2 separate regions of the Homo sapiens genome follow, and region 2 is linked to region 1. Evidence: read pairs that join two places in POLR2A ChIA-PET (ENCODE). Cell type or tissue: CD4-positive, alpha-beta T cell. All regions are shown on one strand. Each heading gives the region's core, and the rest is flanking DNA. Links, peaks and the distances in the headings are about the cores only. Region 1 overlaps LINC01841 (long intergenic non-protein coding RNA 1841). Region 2 overlaps CYP4F22 (cytochrome P450 family 4 subfamily F member 22).

What was found. ChIA-PET counts read pairs that join two places held together with the same protein. Peaks named below come from ENCODE experiments on the same cell type or tissue, not always from the same donor. Only the 100,000 strongest peaks of a DNase experiment are listed, where the experiment ranks them.
Region 2: POLR2A ChIA-PET joins it to region 1 with 6 read pairs; 1 of 35 experiments calls an interaction of 5 or more read pairs at or near these places.

Annotation. Positions count from the first base shown.
Region 1 is chr19:14,352,021-14,359,016 of GRCh38, forward strand. All of the region lies in intron 1 of LINC01841 (long intergenic non-protein coding RNA 1841), which reads right to left. Among named protein-coding and RNA genes, the nearest start is that of LINC01841, 8.5 kb to the right of the region's middle. RefSeq lists enhancers at 3,879-3,978, 4,039-4,218, 4,289-4,338. In CD4-positive, alpha-beta T cell, for the core only: no CTCF peak of the experiment used is centred there; DNase peaks (open chromatin) are centred at 2,583, 3,991 and 4,463; H3K4me3 peaks cover 622 bases; H3K27ac peaks cover 1,824 bases.
Region 2 is chr19:15,530,477-15,536,813 of GRCh38, forward strand. The region is part of intron 4 of CYP4F22 (cytochrome P450 family 4 subfamily F member 22); the gene reads left to right. Among named protein-coding and RNA genes, the nearest start is that of CYP4F22, 25 kb to the left of the region's middle. In CD4-positive, alpha-beta T cell, for the core only: no CTCF peak of the experiment used is centred there; a DNase peak (open chromatin) is centred at 2,925.

The sequences.
Region 1 (6,996 bases), core at 1,644-5,643:
GTGCAGTGGCATGATCTGGGCTCACTGCAACCTGTGCCTCCTGGGTTCAAATGATTCTCAGGCCTCAGCCTCCCGAGTAGCTGGGATTACAGGCGCACACCACCACACCTGGCTAATTTTTTAATATTTTTAGTGGAGATGGGGTTTCACCATGTTGGCCAGGCTGGTCTCGAACTCTTGACCTCAAGTGATCTGCCCACCTCGGCCTCCCAAAGTGCTGGGATTACAGGCATGAGCCGCTGTGCCCGGCCCTTGCTCTCTGTTTTTACAGAGACAGGGTCTCACTCTGTTGCCCGGGCTGGAGTGCAGTGGTATGCTCATAGCTCACTACAGCCTTGAACTCCTGGCCTCAAGCGATCCTCCAAAGTAGCTGGGACTATAAGCACGCACCACCACATCTAGATAATTTAAAAATAGTTTTTTGCAGCGATGGGGTCTTGTTATGTTACCCAGACTGGTCTCAAACTTACGGCCTCAAGAGATCCTTCTGCCTCTGCCTCCCAAAGTGCTGGGATTACAGGCATGAGCCACTGCCCCTGGCCACACTTTTACCTCTCTTATGTAAATTGCCTTGTTTAGATCCTGGCTGGGTGACTCAGGGCCCAGTATCCTCATCTGTGAAATGGGGGTGATGACAACAGCCTCCTCAGAGTTCCAGACCTGACTGTGGTGGCCGTGGGGGTCCGGTGGGTTGAGACCTTCTTCTATGGCCAAGGAGTGGACTTGGGGGAGCAGGGCAAGTGAGCCAGGAGCAGGGGCCAGAGGGCCGGAGCAGGGCAAGTGAGCAAGGCTCAAGTGATGGGTCAGTCAGAAGGGGTTAGAGGACTGACATGGTGTCTCACGCCTGTAATCCCAGCACTTTGGGAGGCTAAGGCGGGCAGATCACTTGACATCAGGAGTTCGAGACCAGCCCGGGCAACATGGTGAAAGCCCGTATCTACTAAAAATATGAAAATTAGAGGCCGGGCGCGGTGGCTCATGCCTGTAATCCTAGCACTGCGGGAGGCCGAGGTGGGTGGATCAGGAGGTCAGGAGTTTGAGACCATCCCAGCCAATGTGGTGAAACTCTGTCTCTACTAAAAATACAAAAATTAGCTGGGCATGGTGGCATGCGCCTGTAGTCCCAGCTACTCAGGAGGCTGAGGCAGGAGAATCGCTTGAACCCGGGAGGCAGAGGTTGCAGTGAGCCTAGATTATGCCACTGGACTCCAGCCTGGACTCCACTGGCAGCCTCACAGAGGGAGACTCCATCTCAAAAAAAAAAAAAAAAGAAAGAAAGAAAGAAAAAAAGAAATTAGCTGGGCATGGTGGCGGGCACCTATAGTCCCAGCTACTCAGGAGGCTGAGACACAAGAATCACATGAACCCAGGAGGTGGAGATTGCAGTGAGCAAAGATCGCACCACTGCACTCCAGCCTGGGTGACAGAGCGAGACTCTGTTTCAAAAAAAAAAAAAAAAAAAAAGGGCGTGGTTAGAGAGGAGGCAGACTTGGGAACAATGGGTATACTGTTATGACCTCATTTTATAGATGGGGAAAGTGAGGCCCCAGAAAGGTGAAGTCACTTAGCGAGGGCACGCAGCCCTCTAGTGGGGGAGCCATAATTCATTCCCATACTGGGCAGAGTCCCCCACACAGAGTGGGGGAGGGGATGGCAGGGGAAGGCGGAGGAGGGAATGATGGGTGGAGAGCTGTTTGGCAGAAAGGTGAAATACGGTTTTGATTCAGCTGTGTTGGAGGACATAGTGACTCTGCCAAGATATAGTAGAGATTAAATTAGGCGCGCTGGCTTACGCCTGCAATGTCAGCATTTTTGGAGGCTAAGGTGGGCCGATCACTTGAGGTCAGGAGTTTGAGACCAGCCTGGCCAACATGGCTAAACTCCGTCCCTACTAAAAATACAAAAATTAGCCAGGCATGGTGGCAGGTGCCTGTAATCCCAGCTACTCGGGAGGCTCAGGCAGGAGAATTGCTTGAACTGGGAGGCAGAGGTTGCAGTGGGCCAAGATCATGCCACTGCACTCCAGCCTGGACCAGAGTTGGTCCTGAAAAAAAAAAAAAAAAAAGAGAGAGAAAGGAGGAAGGAGGGAGGGAGAGAAGAAAGAAGAGAGTGAGCAAGGGAGGGAGGGAGAGGTGGTTGATTGGGGAAGACTATTCTAGTTGCAAGTAAAAAATCCAAACCCAAACTGGCTTAAAGAAAAAATAATGATAATTTATTGGTTTGTGTCATTGAAAAGTTTAAGATATGTTGGCTTCAGGGACAGCTGGATTCACGGGCTCAAACAAAGTAATCTGGCTGGGTGTGGTGGCTCATGCCTGTAATCCCAGCAGTTTGGGAGGCCAAGGCAGGAGGCTTGCTTGAGCCCAGGAGTTTGAGACCAGCCCGGGCAACATAGTGAAACCTCATCTCTATAAAAAAAAATTAAAAAATAAGGAGGGAGGATCACTCGAGCCTGGGAATTGAGGCTGCAGTGGAACCATGATCGTGCCACTGCACTCACACCTGGGTGACAAAGTGAAGCCCTGCTTCAAAAGAAGAAAATAATAATTCCTGGGCTCCCTCTGATTGGACAGTTTGGGGTCACATGTCATTTAGGAACCAATCACAGTGGCTAGAAAGGATAGAATGAGTCCATGAGCCACTCCTGTTGATGAGGGTGGGGATGGCCCTACAGACCTCAGTAGACAAAGAGTGTAGGCAAAAGTGACAATTTATTCAAGAAACATTTATTTATTTATTTATTTTGATTTATTTATTTTTTTGAGACACAGTCTCGCTCTGTTGCCCAGGCTGGAGTGCACTAGCGCAATCTCAGCTCACTGCAACCTCCGCCTCCTGGGTTCACACAATTCTCCTGCCTCAGCCTCCCTAGTAGCTGGGATTACAGGCACGCGCCACCACACCCAGCTAATTTTTGTATTTTTAGTAGAGACAGGGTTTCACCGTGTTGGCCAGGCTGGTCTCGAACTCCTGACCTCAGGTGATGTGCCCGTCTTGGCCTCCCAAAAGTGCTGGGATTACAGCCCTGAGCCACTGCACCTGGCTGAGAAACATTAATTGAGCACCTGTGGTGTCCCTGGCCCTGTTTTAGGTGCTGAGGATACAGCAGTGAACAAGACAGAAAAACCCCTGCCCCCATGGGACTGACACTCTATGTAAATTCATGAATTAAAATATTAGAAGGTGATGTGCTATAGAGAAAAATAAAATAGAGGGGAAAGGTTAGAAAGGACTGGGGGAAGGAAGCTAAAATTTCAAATATGGGGGTCGTCAGGGAAGTACTCACTGAGGAGGTGACCTCTGAGCAAGTATGTTAGGCAGACAAAAGAGTGAGAGGGGCCAGGCGCAGTGGCTCATGCCTGTAATCCCAGCACTTTGGGAGGCCAAGGCAGGCAGATCAGTTGAGGTCAGGAGTTCGAGACCAGCCTGGCCAACATGGTGAAACCCCGTCTCTACTAAAAATACAAAAATTAGCCGGGCGTGGTGATGCCCACTTGTAGTCCCAGCTTTTCGGGAGGCTGAGGCAGGAGAATGGCTTGAACCCAGGAGGCAGAGGCTGTGGTGAGCTGAGGTTGCGCCACTGCACTCCAGCCTGGGCAACAGAGCAAGACTCTGTCTCAAAAACACAAAATAATAAAAAAATAAAAAAATATCTGGGGGAAAGGTGTTCCAGGCAGAGGGAACAGCGCATGCAAAGGCTGTGAGGCTGGACTGGGCCTGGCATATTTATTTGGGGAACAGTGAGGAAGCTGGGGTGGCTGGAGCCAAGTGAATGAGGGGAAGAGAGCTGGAGGTGACAGGGCAAATCACACAGCCAAGCCTTGTGGGCCTTGGGGAAGACTGGATTTTACTGGGTGAGGTGGGAGCCATAGAGGCTTCTTGGAGAGAGGAAGAGCTTGGTCTGAACGGATTCAGGTGCTCACAGGAAGAACAGACGGCCAGACCAACATAACAGCTGTCACAGATACAGGAAGAGATTTTATATCTCCCTGCGGTTGGTTTTGTTGCCTTTTCACACGACTCATGGGGCGAGGCACCAGTGGGGTGAGGAGCTGGGAGGACAGGCCACCCCAGAGTTCCCCTTCCCAGGAGTCAGGGAGCCCCCACCCCACCATGTCCCAGGACACACTCGGGCAGGGCTGCCAGGAGTGTTTGTGTTTCACCCTCTCTAGATGGGTGGAAATGAGGTGTGGCTGGGGAGGTGGTGGGGTGGCCAGGAGGGAAGCTGGGTCCCGGAGAGGCAGGACCCGTGAAGGCATCGGGGAAGGGGGTGCCCCCTCTGAGAAGGCACAGGGGTCTTGCTGTCTCCTTTCTCTATTTGAGTATCAAAGGCCTGCTCAAGCCCGAAGCTAAAGGGAAGGTCAAGGATGTTGGGGGTGTCAGGCTGTGGGTGGCTGGGTTTGGTCACAGCTGCAATTGTACTGCCGATAAGGACCCTCGAGGCTGAATGTCAGCCCGGCCAGGGTTGGGCAACATCCTGTTGGGGAAGTCTCTTCTAGTTATGGTTTTCGCTTCTCCAGCCCTGCCCTGACCCTAATGGGAGAATTACAGGCAGGGGAGCACACACTGAACGCGCACGTTACCAGAAACAGAAATAACTCCCTTTAAATTTTCCCAAGAATAGGATATACACGTGTAAAAAAATAATAATAATAATTTAAAACTTAGACCCAGCTGGGCATGGTGGCTCATGCCTGTAAACCCAGCACTTTGGGAGGCTGAGGTGGGTGGATCACCTGAGGTCAGAAGTTCGAGACCAGCCTGGCCAACATGGTGAAACACCATCTCTACTAAAAATACAAAAATTAGCCAGGCTTGGTGGCACATGCCTGTAATCCCAGCTACTTGGGAGGCTGAGGCAGGAGAATCACTTGAACCTGGGAGGCAGAGGTTGCAGTGAGCCAAGACTGAGCCACTGCACTTCACTGTGCGTGATGGGAGCAGAGACTCCATCTCAAAAAAGAAAAAAAAATTAGCCGGGCGTGGTGGCAGGTGCCTGTAATCCCAGCTACTTGAGAGGCTGAGGGAGAATCACTTGAAACCGGGAGGCAGAGGTTGCAGTGAGCAGAGGTCACGTGCCATTGCACTCCAGCCTGGGCAACAAGAGCGAGACTCCGTCTCAAAAAAAAAAAAAAAAAAAAGAACTTAGACCCTACCTCATAATCACACACAAAAAGTAACTAAATGACTAAATGAGACTAGGCGCAGTAGCTCATGCCTGTAATCCCAGCACTTTGGGAGACTCAGGTGGAGGGATCATCTGAGGTCAGGAGTTTGAGACCAGCCTGGCCAACATGGCAAAACCCCGTCTGTACTAAAAATATTTAAAAAGTAGCCAGGCGTGGTGGCTCATGCCTGTGATCCCAGCTACTCTGGAGGCTGAGGCCTGAGAATCACCTGAACTGGGGAGGCGGAGGTTGCAATGAGCCGAGATTGCACCACTGCACTCCAGTCTGGGCGACAGAGCAAGACTCCGTCTCAGGAGACAAAAAAAGAAAAAGAAATCTTTGAGACCATGGATTAGGCAAAGGTTTCTTACCTATGTCACCAAAACCACAATCCGTAAAAGAAAAAAATAATGAGCGAATTGAACTTCATCACAATGAAAACTTTTGCTCTTCAAAAGACATAAAGAAAATAAAAAGACAAGCCGCCAACTAGGAGGAAATATTTTCAAATCATTTTTCTGAAAGAATGTGTATCCAGAATATATAAAGAACTCTTAAAATAAAAACTCTTTATATAAGAATATATACGGAACTCAACAATAAGAAGGAAAAAAAATCCCAGTTTAAAAATGGGCAAAAGATTTGAACAGATGCTTCGCCAAAGAGGACATTTCGATGGTAAATATGCATATGAAAAGATGCGCAACAGCATTAGTTGTTACAGAAATGCAAATTAAAACCACAAGGAGATACCACTTCATACATCTATTAGAAGAGCTAAGATTTATTTTTTATTTTTGAGATGGAGTCTCACTCTGTCACCCAGGCTGGAGTGCAGTGGTGCAATCATAGCTCACTGCAGCCTCGACTTCCTGGGTCAAGCGATCCTCCCACTTTAGCCTCCCAAGTCACCAGGACTACAAGTGGACACCGCCACGCCTGGCTAAGTTGTGTTTTGGGGTTTCTTTTTTTTGAGACAGGGTCTATTTCTGTCGCACAGGCTGGAGTGCAATGGTGCCATCATAGCTCACTGCAGCCTTGAACTCCTGGGCTCAAGCGATCCTTCCACCTCAGCCTCCCAAGTAGCTGGGAACCACAGGCATGCACCACTCTGCCTGATTAATTTTTTGTTTGTTTGAGACATTCTCGTTCTGTTGCCCAGCTGGAATTCAGTGGCACGATCTCAGCTCACTGTAACCTCCGCCTCCTGGGTTCAAGTGATCCTCCTGCCTCAGCCTACAGAGTAGCTGGGATTACAGGCATGTACCACCACACCCAGCTATTTTTTTTTTTTTTTTTTTTGTATTTTTAATAGAGACTAGGTTTTGCCATGTTGGTCAGGCTGGTTGTGAACTCCTGGCCTTAAGTGATGCGCCCATCTCAGCCTCCCAAGATGCTGAGAATTTTTTTGTATTTTTTATAGAGACGGAGTTTTGCCACGTTGCCTAAGCTGGTCTCAAACTTCTGAGCTCAAGTGATCCTCCTCCCTCAGCCTTCCAAAGTGTTGGGATTACAGGCATGAGCCACTGTGCCTGGCCTCAGGTGAACTCTTTTTTTTTTTTTTTTTTTGAGACGGAGTTTTGCTCTTGTTGCCCAGGCTGGAGTGGAGTGCAGTGGCATGATCTCTGCTCACGGCAACCTCCGCCTCCCGGGTTCAAGCGATTCTCCTGCCTCAGCCTCCTGAGTAGCTGGGACTACAGGCGTGCACCACCACGCCTGGCTAATTTTGTACTTTTAGTAGAGACAGGGTTTCTCCACGTTGGTCAGGCTGGTCTTGAACTCCCGACCTCAGGTTATCCGCCCGCCTTGGCCTCCCAGAGCATTGGGA
Region 2 (6,337 bases), core at 1,342-5,341, 1.2 Mb after region 1:
TTCCTCATGAGCGGGACTCTGGATCCTCAGTGTGGCCTTGTGTACCTGGTGTATTAGTCAGTTCTCACGCTGCTATGAAGGACTACCCTAGACTGGGTAATTTATAAAGGAAAGAGGTTTAATTGACTCACAGTTCCGCAGGGCTGGGGAGGCCTCAGAAAACTTACAATCATGGCGGAAGGGGAAGCAAACACGTCCTTCTTCACATGGCAGCAGGAAGGAGAAGTGCCAAGTAAAAGGGGGAAATTCGTTAAATCTCGTGAGAACTCATTCACTATCATGGGAACAGCAACATGGGGGTAACCGCCCCCATGATTCAATTACCCCCCACCGGATCCCTCGCATGACACATAGGGATTATCGGAATTATAATTCAAAATGAAATTTAGATGGGACACAGCCAAACCATATTACCTGGGCACCTCCAGAGGTATCGGGACATCTGAGAGAACTCACTCTCAAATGAACCAATGAGCTCCAGTAGGTCAGGCATGGTGGTTCACATCTGTAATCCCAACACTTTGGGAAGCTGAGGCAGGAGGGTTGCTTGAGGCCAGGAGTTTGAGACTAGCCTGGGCAACACAGCAAGACCCTGTCTCTCGAAAAAAATAAATAATTACCCAGTGGCAGTGATGTGCACCTGTAGTCTCGGCTACTTGGGTGGCTGAGATGGGAGGATCACTTGAGCTCAGGAGTTTAAGACCAGCCTGGGTAATCTAGCAAGACCCCATCTGTACAAAAGCATTTAAAAATATTAGCTGGGTGTTGTGGTGCATGCCTGCAGTCCCAGCTACTCAGGAGGCTGAGGTGAGAGGATTGCTTGAGCCCAGCAGATGGAGGCTGCAGTGAGCTATGATTGCACCACTGCTGTACTCCAGCCTGGGTGACAGAGCAAGGCTTAGTCTCTTAAAAAAAAAAAAAAAGTGGGAGATTCCAGGAATTTTAGGATCTCTGTCCCAGCTTTGCCTCTACAAACACGCATCTGGGGACCATCTCCAGGGCTGCCACCCAGGAGCTGTGAAAGAAGCTGCCATCTTCCCCTTCCACAGCTATTCCCTCTCAATGCCTTGTTGTCTCCCGTTATTACATTTGTGAAGGGATGACGATCCCTGTTGAACTAAGGGGAAAACCTAGACCTTGGGAGGGAGAATTGACTCTTCTGAGGGATGAATACCAACTTGTGGGAAGAGCCCTGGGCCAGGACTGAGGTGGGTTGGCTTCAAATTCTGGCCTTGGCACATGCTTGCTGTGAGACCCCAGCCATTTATCTAGCCTCTCTGGATCTCAGGTTTTGATCTGTAAAATGGGTGCAGTTGTGAAGCCTGAATAATATAATGTGGATAAGAGGCCACGTGCAGTGACTCATGCCTGCAGTCTCAGCACTTTGGGAGGCCACGGCAGGAGGATCACTTGAGCCCAGGAGTTCAAGACCAGCCTGGGCAACAGAGCAAGACTCTATCTTTACAAAAAATTTAAAAAATTAGCCAGGTGTGGTGGTGCGTGCCTATAGTCCCAGCTACTTAGGAGGCTGAGGTAGGAGGATTGCTTGAGTCCAAGAGGTTGAGGCTGCAGAGAGCTATGATTGTGCCATTGCATCCAGCATGGGCAACAGAGTGAGATTCTGTCTCTAAAAAAATTAAAAAAAAAATAATATGGATAGGCATTAGTAAGGGTTTCTCTTCTGCCTTTTTAATATATGTTTTTCTTTCTCTTTTCCTCCTTTCCTTTCTTCTTCCTCCCTCTTCTCCTCCTCCTTCTACTTCTCTCTCTACTCCTCTTTCCCCCTCCTCCCTTCTCTTCTTCTTTCTCTCCTCCTCCTTCTACTTCTTTCTTCTTCTCCTTCTCCTCCTTCTCCTTCTTCTCCTCCCCATCCCCCTCCTCCTCCTCCACCTTCTTCTTTTTCTTCCTCTTCTTTTTAGACAGAGTCTCACTCTGTCACCCAGGCTGGAGTGCAGTGGCATGATCTCAGCTCACTGCAACCTCTGCCTCCCGAGTTCAAGTGATTCTCCTGTCTCAGCCTCCCGAGTAGCTGAGACTACAAGTGTGCACCACCACACCTGGCTAATTTTTGTATTTTTTTTTTTCAGTAGAGACGGGGCTGCACCATATTGGCCAGGCTGGTCTTGAACTCCTGACCTTAAGTGATTCTCCTGCCTTGGCCTCTCAAAGTGCTGGGATTACAGGCGTGAGCTACAGCGCCTGGTCTCTCTTTTTTCTCCTTCCTCCTCCCTTCTCCTCCCCCTCAGAGCATCAGTTTCCTGAGCACCATCCTGCCTGGTTCTGAGACTCCAAACAGACCGAGGAGTAGTGCCCCAGCAGGGGCTGTCATGTAGTAGATGCTTAAGCCTCTTGCCCTCCCCTCATCCAGTGGAGGGAGGGGATATTCTGTGTACCCCATCAGAGAAGCCAGATAGGGAACTCCAGGATGGAAAAAAGGGTGGTGCTGTGAGTCAGCCTGGAGTGAGGCCTCTTGGCCCCAGGGTGCCCCCACCTGGAATTACACAGATCAGGCTCCAGTCACAGACACCACCCTGGATCAGGACCTCCTGGGGCCACACCTGGGAGTGGCTTGCTGTTCTGAGCTTGGAGCTGCACAGCCCTTGAGCCTGGAGGAGGGCCCAGCTCCTGTTGGAGCTTCAGTTTCCCCATCATCTTATGGGCCTTTGGACTAGGAAATTTTAATGAGAGAAAGTAGATAAACATGCTTTATAGAGAACATGATGATATATAGACATATAATTGTAGCTTGCTTTTATATCATCTTTTTAAAATGGAGGTGAAATTCATGTAACATATAATTAACCATTTACAAGTGAACAATCAGTGGTATTTAGTGTATTCACCATGTTGGGCAACCACCAGCATTTTCCAGTTTCAAAATTTTTAGTCACCTCATAAAAAAACTCTGTACCCATTGAGTAATCACTTCCCATTTCCCTCCTCCTCCCATCCGCTGGTAACCTCGAATCTGCTTTCTGTCTCTATGTATTTGCCTATTCTGGGTACATCATAGAAAGAGAACCACATAAAATGTGATCTTTTTGTGTCTGTTTTCTTTTACTCAGCATAATGTTTTTGAAGTTCATTCACGTTGTAGTAGGAATCAGTTTCATTCTTTTTTTTTTTTTTTTTTTTTTGAGACAGGGTCTTACCCTGTCACCCAGAGGCTGGAGTGCAGTGGTGTAGCCATAACTCATTACAGCCTTGAAATCCTGGGCTCGAGTGATTCTCCTCCTGCCTCAGCCTCCCGAGTAGCTGGAACTGCAGGCACGCACCACCATGCCCAGCTAATTTTTATTTTTATTTTTGTAGAGATGGGGTCTTGCTATGTTGTCCAGGTTGGTCATTAGGGCTGAATTCATTTCACTGTATGGATTTTTTTTTGTTTACCCATTCACCTTTTGGATGTTGTGAATCATGCTACTATGAACATATGTGTTCAAGTTTTGGGGTGGACATATGTTTTCATTTCTCTCTTGGGTAGATACCTAGGAGTAGAATTGCCAAGTCATATGGAATTCTGTACTTAACTTTTTAAGGAGCCACCTTGCTGTTTTCCACAGAGGGTGTGCATTAATTTTCTACTAACAGGAAACACAACTATTTATCTCACAAGTTCTTGATGCCAATAAATAATCATTTTAACCATAGTAATAAAAATAGCCAACAGTTGGTCAATTATTCATTTACCTACGCACGTATTTAATGAGCATCTACCATGTGCCAGGAACACAAGAGCTTGTTGAGTCTTATAGGGATGCCATGAGGCAAGATTGTTCTATTTTCTCCTTTGGCAGTGGTAACATGTCCAGGCTTACATATCTAGTTAGTGGCAGGGCTGGGATTTGAACTCAGACCTGGCTGGCCCAGAACCCAAGCTCTCAAACATAGTGATATGCAGCTTTCTGAGCATGAGTTTCTCCATGCTGGCACCATGTGGGGGTATTTCGTACACCGTCTCATCCATGGTAGGCATTACCATCTCTCCCTCTTTTTTTTTTTCTTTTTAAAAAACATTTTTGTAGAGACAGAGTCTTGCTGTGTTGCCCAGGCTGGTCTTGAACTTCTGGGCTCAAGTGATCCTCCTGCCTCTGCCTCCCAAAGTGCTAGGACTGCAGGTGTGAATCATTGCACCTGGCCTACCATCTCCTTTTTGCTGGAGGGGAAAACTGGTGAGGAGCGTGGACACAGACTTTCCTGGCATTGTGGTCAGAGTTGGAGTGGAAAAGGAACCTGAGGATGAGAGAACAATGGTTCAGCTGAGAAGGGGGTTTGGAGAAGGCTTCCTGGAGTAGGTGTCAGTGAAGCTGGGCCCCGAAGGATGCCTAGGAGCTTGCCAGAGAAGGAGTCCCAGATGGAAGGTCCTGCCAGTGCCTTGATGCAGATGTGTGAAAATTCCAGGGGAATTCAGGTGATTTAGGGTGGCTGGAGTGAAGGTGATATGTTGGGGGGAATAGGAAATGAGACTGACAGTTAAGCAGGAACTGGACAGCAAAGTGAATGAACTTGTACTTTATCCTGGGAGTGATAGGGAGCCACGGGAAGTATTTGAACAAGACAGCTATTGACCAGATCCTGGTGTCAGAAAGATCCCTGTGGAGCCTATCTTGGAGTCCAGAGTGCAGAGAGGAGAGGAGTGACTAGACTCCTGCTTTCCTCTTCAATGCTGCCTCCTCCAGGAAGCCTGCCCTGACTTCCAACAGCCCTTTTTCTGAGCCTTCCTTAGCACCTAGCACACTTTCTACCTTCTTGGTAATTGCATGGTGTGTCTCTGCTTCCCTTTCCTGCCCCACTCAGGAGCTCCTCCAGGGAGGGCATAGAGCTGAGCCATCTGTGGGTCCCCAGCATCACCCAGCTTGGGTTGGGCACAGAAAGGCAGCATAAGAGGTGTGATGAATGGGGGGATGAGTGGGCGGATGATTGTGTAGGCAATTGGCCAATTCCTAGGGATTGTGTCGGTGTAGGTGGCTGAGTCGCATTCAGGTAAAAGTGATATCACTCGAATTTCAGATACTTCCTTCCTGGGCCTCTGCCCATTCAGCCCCAAATCTGTTCAGTATATAGAAGGAGGATCCATCCATTCATCCATCCACTCATTCATTCATTCATCCATCCACCTTCCACCTATCCACTCATTCATCCATCCATCCACTCATCCATCCATCCACCATCCACCCATCCATCCATTCATCCATCCATCCATCCACCCACCCACCATCTATCCATCTGCTATTCATCCATCCACTTATTTATCCATCCATGTACTCATCTGTCCCTCTACTCATCCATCCACCCATTTATTCTTTCATTCATCCATCCTTGGATTGACTTATTTATTCATTTAATAAAAATTTATCTAGCACAACATATCAGTAATCAACACGAACCCTCCTGTTAAGGGGCTTGTAACTAAGTGGATACAATCCAGAGTGACTGCTGGGTCAGGGGTGGGGAGAAGCATTCAAGTTCTCATACAGGATGAGGGAAGAGTGTTTGGGGCAGAGAGAACAGCTGGTGGAAAGTCTCAGAGAAGAGAGAGCACGTGGTCTTTTTAAGGAGCTGAGAAAAGTTCTGTGGTGTGGCCGGGCATGGTGGCTTATGCCTGTAGTCCCAGCACTTTGGGAGGCTGAACTTGGAGGATCACTTGAGCTCAGGAGTTCAAGACCAGCCTGGGCAATATGGCGATACCCTGTCCATACACAAAATTAAAAAATTAGCCAGGCATGGTGGCGTATGCCTGTAGTCCCAGCTACTCGGGAGGCTGAGGTGGGAGGATCGCTTGAATCCAGGAATTGGAGGCAGCAGTGAGCTATGATCTCACCACACACCCCAGCCTGGGTGACAGAGTGAGACCCCATCTCAAAAAAACAAAAAACAAAAAGTTATGTGGTGTTAGTTCTGTGACGTCGAATAGGGGGTGGAAGACAGAGGTGTCTTGAGAGAGATTTGGACAAAGGCAAATGATTCAGGGCTTTGAAAATGGGCTGGTATGTGAGGGTGATGGGTGTGTGAGCAGGAAGGGGCGTGGTCAGATCTGATAGTCAGATGAGATTCTCCTGGGGCCATTCATGAGGGACACACTGGAGAGGGTGAGGCTGGAGGCTGGGAGCACAGGAGGTGTGATTCAGATGGCCTGAGCTGGCAGAAAATAAGGGGGTGGATTAGGGGAAGACTCAGGTGAAGAAGTCCATTCTGGATAGACAGCTCAACCTGGTCAAAGGTTCAGAGGTGATCCACAGCAGGCGATGAGAATAGGGTTATCTGGTGTATGTTGAAGGATGAGGTGGTGGGAGAGGCATACAGGGGCCAGATGGAATTGGGTTTCAATGCCAGGCTG